Regions from separate parts of the Homo sapiens genome. Here region 2 is linked to region 1. Evidence: chromatin contacts called from ENCODE Hi-C or POLR2A ChIA-PET data. All regions are on one chromosome and are shown on one strand. The core of a region is the stretch at or near the end of the contact, and the rest is flanking DNA. Distances in the headings are between cores, read along the strand shown. Region 1 overlaps PBX1 (PBX homeobox 1). Region 2 overlaps PBX1 (PBX homeobox 1).

Region 1 (7,894 bases), core at 1,378-3,877:
TCCACTTGTCGTTTTCACCCATGGTGTGAGTGTGTGTGAGTGTATGTGTGTGTCTTTATCAGAAAACTGGTGGCTTTATATTCACACATGCAGAGTAAAGGCTCGGGCTCAGTAGAGGCAGCACCCAGAGGGGCCTAGCACTTTTCAAAGATTCCTCTTCCTGCTTACAAGTCAACGTGCCAGTGCACAATATCTTCAAAGGGGAAACTGAGGAATGCTATGTAAGAATCCCTGCTCAGCCCTAGGCAGTTTGGAAACGAATCACTTTAAAACATGCACTTGTGTATTTTTCCACCCTGGTTCATAATGTTTTCCTACCTCTCACTATGGCTAGGGCAGAGAGCGACCCATAGAAGCCATCTGTATTTTCCAGCAGACCAAACAGGAAGAGGCGCAGAAATCTGCGCAAGTGACCACGCTGCCGCTGTTGCTAGGCAGCATGATTATGTCCATTCTCCGCTGCTTGGCAACCAGCCTTTCCCATCACATACACACACAGCCATAGCAGCAGTACGAGTGCCCTTAACTGCTGCCTTACAGCTTTCAAAGAAAAAGGCTGAATTTCGAAGGAACGTATAAACATTAATAGACCCCCTCAATATTCCACTGATATTGAGATGGTCCCCAGAGCACGATGGCTCTATTTAATCAGAAAGTATCCCTTTGGTGATACTTGAGTTTGCACCTGATAGTTGCACAAATCTTCTCCTGAGTGCAGTGACATGCCAGAGAGATGAGTAAGAAGCTTGAGTCAGCAAGCTTGAACTTTTGGAGAAGAAAGCCTGTTCTGTCTGCCCCCATACCTCTGAAGAATCCACTGGTGAAATAATCTCCTCCCCAGGATCTGCCATTTAGTGAACTAGGACAAAATAAGGGCCAAATACCTTGAATGGTGATGTTTCTTTCTGTGGTCCCCAACCAAACGTCAGTGGAACTTGGCAGGCCTCTCCTCACTGAGGGCAAACTTGTCCTACAGTCATCTTAACCTCATTGGTCACAATCTGTCACTCCTCAGCAGCAGGGCCAAAGTCATCAACTTATTGAGCAAATCAAATAGCTGCCTACTGAATAACAGGACTCCCTCACCCTACCTCCTGCCTTTGGTCGATAAAAAACAGATGCCCAAAATCCCACAGGAAGTTAGCATCCCAGTAGGCACTTGAACTCAGGAGCCCCTGGCTTATAGTCAACGGCCTCAGCCACCGTCCGACCAGCCCCGCTGCTTTCACGCTAGACCCACATAAGAATCACGTTAATCCATTTTTTCTCTCAGTTTTACTTTGGTCCAACTTTTTAATATGTTAACTTTTCAAATGACCCCTTTAGGAGGCACTATATAGAGTTCGGCTCTGCCTATCAGGGAAAGCAGTCTGTCAATACTATCAAGGGCATATGCATTTTCTTCTAAATCTCTCCATAGGATTTTAGAAAATTCTCCAAGCATCGTTCCAAGTATAGTCTGAATTCAGTGAGATCATCCAAAGTGATAACCTCATTGGTATTTCATTTTCTTCTCAGCCCCAGCTGGAGAATTTTTCCCCTCATTAAAATTAACGAGGTCAGTTTCCCAAGCTGAAGATACTGAGCACTCCTGTTGGCGGAGTTTTGTTTCTTAAATTGAGCTACATTTCTATAAGTGCAAAGTTATACTAAGCCCCATTTACTTTATTGCTGTGTAATAAGAAACCAAAATGGAAGTCCTAAGCCATCCTCCTACCATATCCTACACTTCAGTGATCACACATAAACACACACAAACCACACATCCCCAACTCAGCCCACGGTTTCTCCCCATTCTGGCCATGAAAGAAACCCCACCACAGTTTAGAATCAGCAGCTTGGTGGAAAATATAAAAAAACTCAGGCCTTCTAAGTGGCCAAGGGCTCCAGTGTTACAGCCAAGTTGAGAAGAAAGTTGCAGTCTCCCTGGGCATTTGTCAAAGCCATGATGAGAAGACGAGAAGATTTCTGTCTCCTTCTCAAGCTCTTCTCTGCAGCCAGCAACAAGGTGACTAGGTGTCCAAAGTTCAATGTGACCTTAGTACTCATAAAACACCCCAACCCCACTAAAAATCAAGAGGAAATACTACGTCAGCAAGTAGAAACTGTGCTTCACGTTCCAACTCTGGTGAAAGGGAAAAAGAGAAAAGGATAAAAATAAAAAGCCAATTTCATAAATGAGGTGGAAAGCCACTCTACAAGGCAACTAAAAATATACACTTCCCACATGCAACAAACAAGCTGGGCTCATGCACCTTGTTCCAAGCTGAAATAAGATGCCTTCAAGATGGTCATGTAGAAATGAAAATAGCCTTGTTCAGACTCACTCTTTCAGTCATCCTTTCAACATCCTTCTCCTTGGTTAACCCAAGAAACTGTGTTCCTCCCCCCTTCCATCTCTGTAGACCTGAGGTGCAATATAAATAAAATCTAACTGTAACTGAGATCAAAAGGAGAAAAAAAAAAGAGAGAGAGAGAAAGATGCTGGGGGCTAGAACTAAAGCCTGGGAGGGGGTGCCCACTGACTGGAGGCCACCAGATTTGTCAAGGCCCATTTACCCAGACCAGGCAGGGACTGGGGAGCTTGCAACGCCCATTGTTGGCTGATCAAAGTCCAATCAGAAAGTAAAGGAGGAACCCAGCCAGCCTCATGTGATCCAGCACAGGAAGCCAAGTCTAAAGAAAATGAGCTGTGCTTGTGAATAAGGTACACCAAGACATCTTTACTGAGCTTGCCACACAGAGAGAGAACAAGCCAGAGAGAAGGGAATCTATTTGAAGCTGCATCCTAACGAACCTTAATAAGTTAATGCAGAAATCCTCCCAAGGAGTCTGGCTATAGGAGACACCGGTCTCTACGGAATCAAAATCTGTTATGTTGCAATATAATAGACGTAAATTAAAACAGAAAATCTATCATGCCTCTAATGTACCCTGATAGCTGAGTGTGTGGATCCGTCCGAGGAGAGGCACAGGAGGAAGGGTGATATATGGCGAGGCTGGATGGAGGGTGAAAAGCGTGGCGAGACGAGCGGGAGAATGGCGCAGCCCGCGCGCGCCTCAGACCCAAGGGCAAGAGACGAATAAATGTTGATTAGTGTTGATTTTGTCCGACAAACGCCTGTCGAGTGACAGTTGGGCTAAGCTGCACTGAAAGAGAACCATTAATCTTGGTCTGGTTTAAGTAGAGTATATTAATTTGTGTCATTTTTACTAAGTCGCACTGAGAAAGGCCTCTTACTGCTTTGCATTTGACTGCTTTGGTGGTTTAGCCTGGTTCCCCTCCCTCCCCCCTCGCCCCCCACTTTTTAAAACAGATACCATGGTGGCAGCGGTGGCAGCAGCAAATTCAAATGACACAGCAGGGGAGCAGGGGACTGAGAGCTCCTCTCTTGGATTAAGAAAATAAACTCCCAGGGTGTTGGCATAGCAACAGCATTTCAGATGAACTGCTGTATATTCAGTGATTAATAAATTAACATTTTTTACAGTTGTTCCTCCTTTTCTCCCCACCCCCACCCTCACAATAAACCCCTTCCCCCACACACACTTCTACCTTCTCTAAGATGTATCACTTGCCTCTTATAAGAATAAGGAAAGAAGGTACAGAATATTCGCAGCCTTAGAGTTAACTCCTGCCCACAATTGCCATCTCTACAGGCAGGCAACATGGCCCCTTGTCACCTATGATGCTAAGAATAGGCTCCAAGATCAATGGACAGGTCTACATAGAACCACGTGCACATAGTTGGTGAAACCTGGCACTCTCCAAAAGGCCCCACCCTCAAAATTTGGGGTCTTTCCAGGTCCTGATAGGCTAGGAAATAACTGAGAGTAATCATTTCTCCCAAAGAACTTATTTCCCTACAACAAAGACCCCAAACCATGTCCGAGGGAGTCCTGACCTTGCCCAATTATGCTGGGTAAAAAGAAAGTTTGTGTCTATCAGATGGTGTTGGTGTATTAATGGGGAGCCAACACTTCCTTTTTGAGCTTACAATCCTCCATCAGACAGTTCAAGTAATTTTGGCAATTCATATTCCAGAAACGAAACCCAAAGAGCATTGTGGGAGGGACTAAAGAAGAAACTGATTTTAAGCACTGCCATAGTAGTCAGGTCCACTCAGTTTCAACGGTACCCCAAGCTCAAAAAGCACTCTCTTTTCAAAGTGTTCATGAAATAATAAATGCTTTAGGAGATAAGGACCAGGAAAATGATAAGTTTTGTTTTCCATAGCTCTTACCTGTATCGGTGTTTTATTATAACCATCCTTTTAGTCCTAGATAAGTGTCAGCTGGTGTGGGGCCAGGCAGGGCACTGCAGAAGGTCAACGGCACTAATCTCGACCTTCGAAACTCACCTGGCCACATCCCTCAAGAAGCCTCTGGCCAAACCTCACAGAAACCCCACAATTACAGGCTTCAGGACAGGGAATACTCAGTGAGCAATGCTGGAGCTACCTCCAAACAAGAAGAAGGAAAAGCCTTACACTGTGCAGGTCCAGAAGACAAAGCTGGCACTAAAAACTGAGCATTACAGGTGGTGGGGAGCTGGCTCACAAGGAAGAAACTGTTCATCCACGGCTGTGCCACAGCAGAGCTGGATAACGCCACCCGGGACTGTTACAACAGAGCTCCTTCCTCAATTGAATGGAAGATTAAATTACATAACCTTTTGGGTAGCTCAAGGCCACTGCTGGAGAGTGAAGAAAATAATAATAACAATAATAACAAATATACTGTGAGGCTTAACATGCACCAGGCACTGTTTTAATTGCTTTCTGTGTATTAACTCCGAGGCAGATACCTATGAAGTAGATACTACTATTATCCTTCCTATTACATAGATTAGGAAACTGAAGCAAAGAGAGGTTAAATAATGTGTCCAAAACAACTAGCATGTAATTGAAGGAGCTGGGATTCAAATCCTGGCAATCACAGTCTAGAGTCCATGCTCTTAACCACTACATTACACTTTTCCTTGTATAGTACAGGAAATCTGCAGGGAAAGGCTCAGGTAATTCAGTATTCATGATAACGTACACCATTCAAATTCTACCAGATCCAAGAAACAGTCCATACTGAGACCCCAAATAATAACAAAATGGACCTAGCAGTGAAAATACTAGTAATAGAAAATGACCCAACTATTAATAGTCTAAAGAGAGAGAGGGGCTGCGTGCTGTGGCTCACGCCTGTAATCCTAGCACTTTGGAAGGCCAAGGTGGGTGGAACACCTGAGGTCAGGAGTTCGAGACCAGCCTGGCCAACATGGTGAAACCCCATCTCTACTAAAAATAAGAAAATTAGCCGGGCATGGTGACGCACACCTGTAATCCCAGCTACTCGGGAGGCTGAGGCAGGAGAATTGCTTGAACCCAGGAGGCAGAGACTGAAGTGAGCCAAGATTGTGCCACTGCACTCCAGCTTGGGCAACAGAGCAAAAGTCCATCTCAAAAAAAAAAAAAGAAAAGAAAGAGAGGAGAGATGGTTGTGAAGAAAAGAAGTCAGTAACATCATCCATTCAAGGACATTCTACATTGAGGATGTTATGGTGGACTTAACAGGCAAACTAGTTTTGAGTCTTAGCTATGCCATTGACTAATTGTATGACCTTAAGCAAACTGATATCCACTCTAGGTTTTCTTATCTATAAAACAAGACTGGGGATTTCCAAAGTCTCTTCCAGGTCTTAACTCTACATGAACCCTAGGATCTAGGCACCATAAAATCCATTTCCCACTTTTTAGATGACTTCCAGAGTCACCTTAATTATATCCTTTTGTGCCTCCGTGTTTACTGCTCAACCAACATCAAACTTGTGGAGAGCACCAATGAGTTCCTGGTAATAATATCCTCTAGACCATAAATACCACATGTCCAATGTGTCCGTACCACTGATTCTTCCTAGTGTATTAATCATTATAAAAGCCTAGATATAAGTGTGCTGGGGAGGTTGATATAAAGCCACCAATTGAGAAAAAACCCCAAACACATAGTTTGCACAGTGTTGAATCCACGGTGGGCATTCTGCATGTTCTACACTAAGAGTACATCTGTAATTCCTGAAATTATTCATGGATTATGAAACTATATACTCAAGGTTATTGATGTTGGCTTTTCATCCTACTCCTGTGTCCAGCAGGAGAAAGGCTGTGCTGTGAACCTAAGGACAGGTGTGCCAGCTCTTGCTTCTCTACACTCAGAGCCCAACTTCCCCCTCACCCTCCCCTGAAATCAAAATATCTGCGACTTTAATTCCTTGGGAAAATGGGCAGCACCATAAGAAGAAACTGCATAATAAAGATGAAAGGGGCGAGGGTAGCAGGGGCACTAAATGATACTTCCTGCTTTGTAACTTCAACTCCAGTGCAGCCATGTCAATGAGGTGCTGTGAGGGCTATTAATGCCTAGGCTGCGGCAAGGTCCTGTGGTTTCAGGGCAGAAGGGTATTAGGTCAGCCACAAGTAATCATGGCGATAACAATAACAATATTAGTATTTGTCCAGAGAGGGGGTGGTGTGAAGGGAATCACATTAAATTCAAGAGGACTCCGATAAAATGATGCTAAGGGTCAGACTAAATCTAACAACAGCCTGTGATTTGTGGCTTATGCCAGTGCTCTAATTTGCCTCTCTACGGCTGATGGCCTATGAAGGTGAGGGGTGTTATTGAGTGCTGCCCAGGCTCTGCCTGTGGAACAAGCAAGTCACAACACTGCTTGCCCAGTTCCTGACTCCGCTGCAGCCAAACAGATCTTCTAAAATAATGTTTCTTAATATGAAAATAGTCGAATATGGCCCAAATCAGTTCCAATTCCTTAATTTGTATTAATTTCCTTCACGTGCTACAATAGCTGATTTATCTTACGGATTTCATATGCACATTAATTGCTGTACTCTTGTTTGTTTAAAGTGTATCTGGATGCATCTGTCTACTAAAATAATATGTCTTGTTTATATATTATCTATTGTAGATTGTAAATAGCAATGGCAGGGACTGTCTTTTTTCTATCACACTTGTAAATATGCCCGGAGGCTAAGCAGAAATGAGCTTCTCCAATAACTAAAATAAATAATGAATTAAGTAAGTGGACTTGTCACTCTCCATGTGGATTATTTATGCTTTGTACCTTACACCTCAGTAAAAGGGTCAATGCAGAGTGAGAGTTTTTATTTTCCTCTTTTACTTAATTTTTTTGTCCCTCTCCTCCAGCTCCCATGCTTTTATTACTTGAATCTGAGAGCCTTGTTTTCTGACTTCTCTGTGTTGCTTACATCCAAACAAATTTAAGTTTGTTCAGAAAGCACTTTGAATACTGTAGAAAAAAAAAAAAGAAAAAAAAAACTCTCTCACTAGGTTATGAAACTATTCGTTTGGTTTTAACCAGAACTTTCATCTAGCACCTAAACCAGATGGTGGCTTTTAAAAGCTATCTTAAACTGCAAAGCCAAACAAAAACAAAAACAACACAGTAATAGTGAGATAACAATTATGTGCACTAACCTGCAAGAAAAAGAAGGAGCAACTTTGTGTATCAGTAAGGTTAATATATTACTCCTCCCATTCTCCCACTCCACACTCTCAACTTCTGCGAGGTCCCCAGGGCTTCCTGATGCAGCCCATGTGCTAGTTCATTATCCACTCTGCCAGTGACATCTTGCTACCTGGAAAGCTGCTGGAGCTGATGAAGCTAGCTTTACAGTAAGGTGAGTCTTGCTGACTCTTAGGCTTGTGTGTGATGATGCTAAATGCTCGTCATTCTTACTTTACTATGAACTGTGAAGGGAATGATTAAGCACATTATCAAGGCAAAGATCCAAAGATTGCACAAGACAGTAATTGCCAAGTACCTGGTAGGGGCAATGCAACTCAGAGGAAAGAGTATGGGCTT
Region 2 (7,894 bases), core at 3,540-6,039, 110 kb before region 1:
TGATGCATTAGTCTAGAGCCTGGTCAAAAATAAAGACTAAGAGTTGCTGACTTAACTCATGATAATTATTTTTTAAATTTAGTTACACCACCTAAAACATCTCAGAACTACATGCTGTGCACTTTTTTAAAATTATTAAATAATTCAAAGAAACAAAAAATAAAGACAATCTTGTGCACTTTTTAACTTTCCATTAAGAACTTTTGAGAGCCAAAAAAGAAATGAATGTAGAGGTTCTTTTCTCTTGCAGCACAGATAAAAGATTCAGATCGTTTTCACTATTCTCCAACAGCCCCGTTGCTGGAAAATTTGCAAAATACAGGCTTACTCATGTTTGCTAGTAAGAAATCAAATTCATCTCCACAACCCTTCCAGGTTTTATTCTTTTGAAACTTTCATTATAAAACACACACATGCACAGACTTACCATTTTCCCCACCAAAGGCAGCTTATAAAATTAAAACTGGTCTCAGGGATTCAATATACATTCTCCATGAGCAAAAAATATACATGTAAATGTGGAATGGTACACAAGGACTTCATCTTCCTTACCCCAATGACAGGCCAAAGCGTGCAGATTCCATGTGGATCACTGCAGCTGATTCACTGCACTCCTATCCACATCAAAATTGCCCCTTCAATTCTTCCATGTTCCATAAAATTATTATTATTGCCACTTTTCCCATCTACTTTATTGGCAAATACCTTGGATTAATAAAGCCCTCATAGTGTTTATGAGAAGAAGATCACTTTATTCCCCTAATACACCAAAAGACACTGTGGGGCAACAGGACCTACCACTTAATTAGATTATATAACTGTCAGGAGTTGGTGAGGTTTTAAATTTATATTTCAATTAATATTTAATAGAGCTTAATTAACAATCCCCTCCTCTCCTCCTTCCACATTCTGCATTCTCCCCTATGTCTTCCTTCTCAGATCTTGGTCCAGAATGGCAATCTGGCTCACAGTATTTGGTAGGGTGGCACCTATGCACACAGACTACTTTACTCAGAAATGCACTTGCCATGGCACCAGCAGAAGGAAATTATGAGTAGAGATGAATTCCTTTCTTAAGAGCTAAGTGTCTATCTACCTGCATATCTAAGCACTGAGGGCACACACACACACACACACACACACACACACACACACACAAAACCTTAAAGGGGTCTAAATGGACACATTAACTGTTTGACATCTCCGCTTGTTTGTTTCTTGGTAGCCACGTTAAAATCTCCCTTGGCATTTGAAAGGAAATAGTGTTGGTGACTTTGCCAAACCTATGAATCACACACAGGTACAGACAGCCAGTTTTTAGAAGCAGTGTTTCTCAAATCTTTTGGGCTTGAGACCCCTTTACATTCTTAACAACTATTGAGGACTCCAAATAGCTTCTGTTTATATAGGTCATATTTATCAATATTCATAAATTTGAGACTAAAGAATTTTTTAATATTAATTCATTTAAAAGCAATAAACTGGCCGGGCGTGGTGGCTCATGCCTATAATCCCAGCACTTTGGGAGGCCGAGGTGGGCAAATCACCTGAGGTGAGGAGTCTGAGATCAGCCTGGCCAACATGGTGAAACCCTGCCTCTACTAAAAATACAAAAATTAGCCAGGCGTGGTGGCAGGCGCCTGTAACCCCAGCTACTCGGGAGGCGGAGGCAGGAGAATCACCTGAACCCAGAGGCAGAGGATGCATTGAGCCAAGATTGCCCTATTGCACTCTAGGCTGGGCGACAGAGCAAGACTCTTGTCTCAAAAAAAAAAAAAAAAAAGGGGGGCAATAAACCCATTACATTTGAACATAAATAACCCATGTCTATAAAAAATGTTTTTGAAACAAATATATTAGTGAGAAGAGTGAGTTTTACATTTTTACAAATCTTTTTAAGGTCTGACTTAAAAGAAGATGGCCAGATTCTCTTGTTTCTGCATTCAGTCTGTGACAATATTACATGAAGCCTGTGGAAAACTCCATTGTACACATTCATAAAAGACTGAGAGTAAATAAAGCAAATACCATCTTTTTTTTTTTTTTTTTTGAGACAGAGTCTCACTCTGTCACCCAGGCTGGAGTGCAGTGGCGTGATCTCAGCTCACTGCCACCTCCACCTCCTGGGCTCAAGCGATTCTCCCACCTCAGACTCCCGAGTAGCTGGGATTACAGGCATGCACCACCATGCCCGGCTAATTTTGTATTTTTAGTAGAGATGGGGTTTCACCATCTTGGCCAGGCTGGTCTTGAACTCCTGACCTCAAGTGATCCGCCCGCCTCAGCCTCCCAAAGTGCTGGGATTACAGGCATGAGTCACCGCACCCAGCCTGCAAATACCATCTTAAAATCATTATCAATATACTTTTGACCTCATAGTCTCCCTGGAAATGTTGGGGATCCCTAGACCCTATTTAAAAATTGTTACCTTAGGGGGTTTCAAAATGTTTTAAAGACATAACACAACAGGCCTGAAGTAGCTAAATTTCTCTTTTGCTTCCCCAGCCTCTACCGCTATCATTTTGGCTAATTAACTGATATATAAGCCACTGCCTACAAGTCACAGTGAAGACAAATCTGAATGCAGGCTTTCTGTTCCAGATCTTATGTACTAGTTCTTATAGTACTTTCTAGCCTAGTATATAACATAAGAAATGGTTTTTAAAAAGAACCCACTGAAACAAAGAAAAAGAACAATGAACATTTTTCCCAAGCCTCCTGAAAGCTACTTCTGACTGTCTCTGCCCCCACTGGTGCTAACCAAGGGCAGCTGGACCAGCCAAAGGGTATCAGAATGTTTCAGATAAATTTCATTCCCACTCAATAGGAATAGCTTGCCTAGACACCAACTATGGGTCTATTTTTTCTATTGTGGGCTTAAAAAAAATTTTTTTAAGCTCTGATTGAGAATTTATTTTAGTTGCTAAGAAACTAGTTTCTTATTGTAGTCAGTGAGAGTAAAGATAAAGCAGCTGTCAAAATACTGTGTTATTTTGACAGTAGCCGTATCAGAATCATAAATGATATAGTTTATCTGTATATTTTTACCCTCACTAATGGGGTCTAAATACTATATTCTCAGATATTTCATACATACACAAAGACATATACACATGCATTTTAGTAAGAAAGGCCAACACACAGTTAGCAATGAGCATTCAGGGAATGCACATGTGCATGTACACACACACACACACACACACACACACACACACACACCAACTAGCCCCCAGTTTGAAAGCTCTTTTTTTTTTTCTTCCGATTTTTGGAGTTAGGATCTCACTCTGTCACCCGGGCTAATGTGCAGTATAATCATAGCTCACTACAGCCTTGAACTCATGGGCTCAAGTGATCCTTTTGCCTCAGCCTCCCAAGTAGCTGGGACTATAGGCATGTGCCACCTTGCCCAGCTAATTTACTTTATTTTTGTAGAGACACAGTCTTACTAATGTTGCCCAGGCTGGTCTGGAACTCCTGGGCTCAAGCGATGAATATCTGCATTCATTCAAACCCTCATTCCCACATCCTCTTGATCTGTCAGATGCTGGTAATCACCATCAGACAGGGTGGATCATCTATACGGGCCTGCTTGGTCCACGGTTCTCCTAAGCCATGCACAGTGCTTTGATCAATGACAAATTCATTCTCTCCCTTTTGCTCTGCCTCCCATCCATCCATCCACTCACCCATCCAATCATCCCCCAGCTACTGTACTTCTAAAAAGTTTTTTTGTGGTCAAAGGGTCCAAGCCTTGCTAATAACAGTGGGTTAATCATGTGAAGAATTAAATCTACCAAAAATCTCCAGCAACTCCAAATCAAATACCTGAATATGGACTTTATTTCACTATTATATTGCTGATGAGTGGCATTTGGCAGAATTTGAAGGAGGAGAAAAACAAAAATGTATCATTTTCTTTCTGTGTCTATCCAGGACTGGCTATACTAAATGCTATTCATCATTACTTTCACCTATTTGTAGGGTAATAATACTTAAAACTCTATCTGAGAAATATTAAGCAGTTGTTAAAAATAATTATAAAAAGTAATAAAGTAACAGAAAATTTCTGTATTAAGTTGTAAGATGAATAAGCAAGATATATATTGTTTATGTTCCAATTTTAGCTAGCTAATATATTATATATGCAAATAGATTAAAAACTGAAAGGGGGCATTACTAAAAATGCAATGAGTTGTATATTTGAAGGGCAGGGCTATCAGCTTTTTTTTCCCTTTGTTTTCCAGACTTTCTGTAATGTTTTAATATTGTCCTGTTCATGAAGACAAGGAAGAATATCTCAAAGGGCTTTAGTTATGGTTGATTTTTTTCCTATTCTTGGTAGCTTAGAAAATTTCCCAACCAGGAGTGAGGTCTAGCTATCAATGTCAAGGTGGAAAAAATATGCCAAGAGTGGTGAGCTTGCTCTTTTTGGCTTCCTCCTACATTTCTGATCCCATCTTGGAGTGGAGAAAGATTCCTCCACCCCTCCATCACACACCACTGCTCCTGCCCCAGTGCTCACCCCATCCTAGTCCCATGCGGTTAGGGTGATATGTTCCAGTCTTCATTTGAGGTCTGATGCAATGTGTTGACCTTGCTCCTCAGCTTATCTTGAGTAAGGGATGAATGTCATGGCCATATGCTTCCCATGACCACAATTCTCATTCTCATCAGAGATCCAGGAAAGCTTCCTCTGAATTCAGCCAAACTGCAATGTGTAAACATTTCTGCTGTGAGATTTGAAACTTGCGATAGAAATTCCAAGCCAGAAGCTTCTGCAAAATATGTGAATCACAGGGAAAGAATCTGCTCTTTTCTGATTGACCCTTTTAATGACGTATTATTTAACCTTAGATGATAGAGATCACAGAGCCTGCCGTGACCTCTTCTAATGACTGTTAAGCTGACCTTAGGCAACAAAGCCGGCAGGAATCAGAATTGATTAGGAGGATTTGCTACCTCTTTCCAAAGAGGCCGGATATAGAGTTCTTATTTCCACTTAATTATCTCTTGGCCTCTGATCCACATGACTGCTTCTAGAAGCCAGCAGGAAACGTGAGGCGAGGAAAGTCAGTCGAACCTCAATGAACTGGCTCTCCACGTACCCTGGAGACACACACACCTTTTGTATTGTACAATTACTATTTATGGTGTGACATGATCTTTCTTTATCATGTACTTTTTAATAAAGGATTTGACATACACTATTAGTTTTAACACTTTGCATCTCAAATCCTGCTAGTCTGCTTGTATAATTAGCTGTGGCTTGACAAACAAAAACTCAAAAGCAAAAACACGAATGGTGCCCATACTGTTTATCACAATGGCTAAACTTGATCATTTTGGAGTAAGAATAGTGGGTACACCTCTTTTCATGAACTGCTTGGCATGCATCATTTACTTATGATGCATACTCATGATTTGTGTATAATTGGGAGGTGGATTAAAAAATGTTGCTGTTCTAATTTGTAAACCTTTATCTTCTAGCTCTCAACCTCCAATCTAAACAAAATTCTAAAGCTGTCTAGCCCCAGGATACCCTAGGGCTAGACACAATTCCTCTGTGAATGCATAGATAGCCACTACCTTGGTATCATAGTATCTCAGGTTGAGTCCTAGATTACTTAAGCATCATTAAAGTCCAGCAAATTTTTCTATGAGAGGATTATTAATTATTTTACAGTTGCTCTAACCCTGAGCCTAAGAAGAGACAGCAAGCAAAATCCTGCTTTACTCACTTTTCATGTGGAAACTGGCAAATACTTTCATTTCCAGTGTGCCCGTGGTCATTCAAGATTCAGAGAGACACAGTTACTTCCTTAAGGACACACAAAGTCAATGGCTGTTCTAACCTAAAGTCTATCTAGCAGAACACAAAATATACAGAAACATACTGTTATGTTACATCCATAACAGGCCAAGAATATAAGCATGACCAAAGTTATCTTCTGTGAATAGCTTCAGTCTACCTTTTTGTACTTTGAAATATGTATGTATATAAAATACATACATACATATGTGTGTGTGTGTATATATATATATATACATGATTCATACATATACAGATGCTAAATTTACATAAGTAGGAGAGTTACAAACATAGTACTCTCTACAGCCTAAGCCTATTTTTTTAAAAAAGATCATTCTCAAATTTACTGGTATTTCAAATTTGGAAAAAGGAACTAGCAGTATTTAGTGGTAAGAACACAAATGGTAGAGTCAGAAGATCAGAATTAGAGCTGGTACTCAGCAAATTTTGAGTTAGGTACTCTCTGGAAACTCAATCTGTTTAAGCCTCAATTCCTCACCTGCACAATAGGAACAACAATATCTCCTCAAAGATTTCTGGAGAGAATGAAATGAAAAAATGCAGTGATTTTTCAAAAGAATTTCCTGAAACATGAACTCCTTTCTTAAGATTACTAAGAAGCCCGATATGCAAAAGAGGCCCAAATGGCCCTACATCAGAAGAGTAGGATCTTGTAATAGCTCTTCTGCCAGCAACCCCATCAGCCCTACCCCATGCACTCACTGGAACCATGAGAATCCACTGGAATTCTCTGTAAAACATAGGAGATAATTCACATAAAAGCAATATAAAACTGCTTTATCAAAATGAGGGCTGATAAAAATCGAGATAAGAATAGTTTAGGAAAGGGCCAGGCGTGGTGGCTCATGGCTGTAATCCCAGCACTTTGGGAGGCTGAGGCGGGTGGATCACGAGGTCAAGAGTTCGAGAACAGCCTGGCCACATGAGGTCAAGGGTTCGAGAACAGCCTGGCCAATGTGGTAAAACCCCGTCTCTACTAAGAATACAAAACTTAGCCGGGCGTGGTGGCACATGCCTGTAATCCCAGCTACTCGAGAGGCTGAGGCAGGAGAATCACTTGAACCTGGGAGGTGGAGGTTGCAGTGAGCTGAGATCGTGCCACTACACTCCAGCCTGGGCAACAGAGCAAGACTCCATCTTGAAGAAGAAGAAGAAGAAAAAAGAATAGTTTAGGAAAAAAAGACAACTATTTACCATAGCTTTCTCAAATTACATTTACAATTTTACTACTTGTTACCACTTTTACCTATGAATTTCATGCTAAGCAACTGAGACTTGCGAGTGAGGTACTTCTTATAACTATACCCTATACAGTCTGCACTGAACCTCTTGCATGACCAAGATGCCAAACACAGGAAACATACCTCTACATACTTTGAAACTTAAAAGCTGACTTTTCTAGCTTTTCTTTGGCTGAAGGAAAATTAATTTAACACTTCATTTTGAAATACTTAGAATAGCCATTTAAAAATATACATGTACTAATGTTCTATTATAAAATAATCGTATGCCTCTCTAGGTGATGCCATGGGCCATGTGCGAGCAACAGGTCAGTGACTGTTTGATCATGATATTTACCATGTATGGAGGGGGCCAATAGGAACGATCCTCTAGAGGCACATGACTCAATGATTTAATTCTGGCTGCACTGGGAAGAGTATTTGGAGAATGGAACTCAGCAATGTCAGGTCAGTTACGTTCAGTCATGTATGCATATATGAAGGCACACAGCAGAATTAAGAGACTTTTCTGAAGGCTCTTGGAAAAGTCCTATCGCAGATGGGCTCTCAGCTCTGTTAATGTCCTTATTAGACACTTCAGAGCAGGAGTAAATTCTCTCTGGCAGAAAATGCTTAGAAGCTTTAGCCCAGCCTGTAGCTGGTTGACTAGGTTTATTACTAATTACTATTGAACTGATATTGTTGCTATTACTACTACCTTCTTTGGGTGCTTTAAATTTAGATGATGCAGCTCAATTAGAAGACCTCAAATCACTTTACACAGTTCCTGCGTTGACAAGTGGTGATGTTTAAAAGGTTCATCATTTGTGGTTCTCTGAGCACT

The links. A loop is a pair of places that touch in the nucleus more often than their neighbours do. ChIA-PET counts read pairs that join two places held with the same protein, here RNA polymerase II (POLR2A).
Region 2: a loop to region 1 is called in a map of PC-9, with 2.0 times the contacts of the local background. The contact joins two enhancer-like sites. A Hi-C loop is called at or near these places in 1 of 168 maps with a recorded cell type or tissue (PC-9). POLR2A ChIA-PET finds 5 or more read pairs at or near these places in 2 of 52 experiments (PC-9 and WTC11).

What each region holds. Positions count from the first base shown.
Region 1 is chr1:164,630,729-164,638,622 of GRCh38, reverse strand. All of the region lies in intron 2 of PBX1 (PBX homeobox 1), which reads right to left. Among named protein-coding and RNA genes, the nearest start is that of PBX1, 75 kb to the right of the region's middle. RefSeq lists an enhancer at 2,386-3,719. Within about 2 kb of position 2,627, at least 9 of the 41 ENCODE cell types and tissues checked have a DNase peak (open chromatin) inside an H3K27ac peak, as active enhancers do.
Region 2 is chr1:164,745,471-164,753,364 of GRCh38, reverse strand. All of the region lies in intron 2 of PBX1 (PBX homeobox 1), which reads right to left. Among named protein-coding and RNA genes, the nearest start is that of PBX1-AS1, 25 kb to the left of the region's middle. RefSeq lists enhancers at 4,585-5,104, 4,237-5,436. Within about 2 kb of position 4,789, at least 10 of the 41 ENCODE cell types and tissues checked have a DNase peak (open chromatin) inside an H3K27ac peak, as active enhancers do.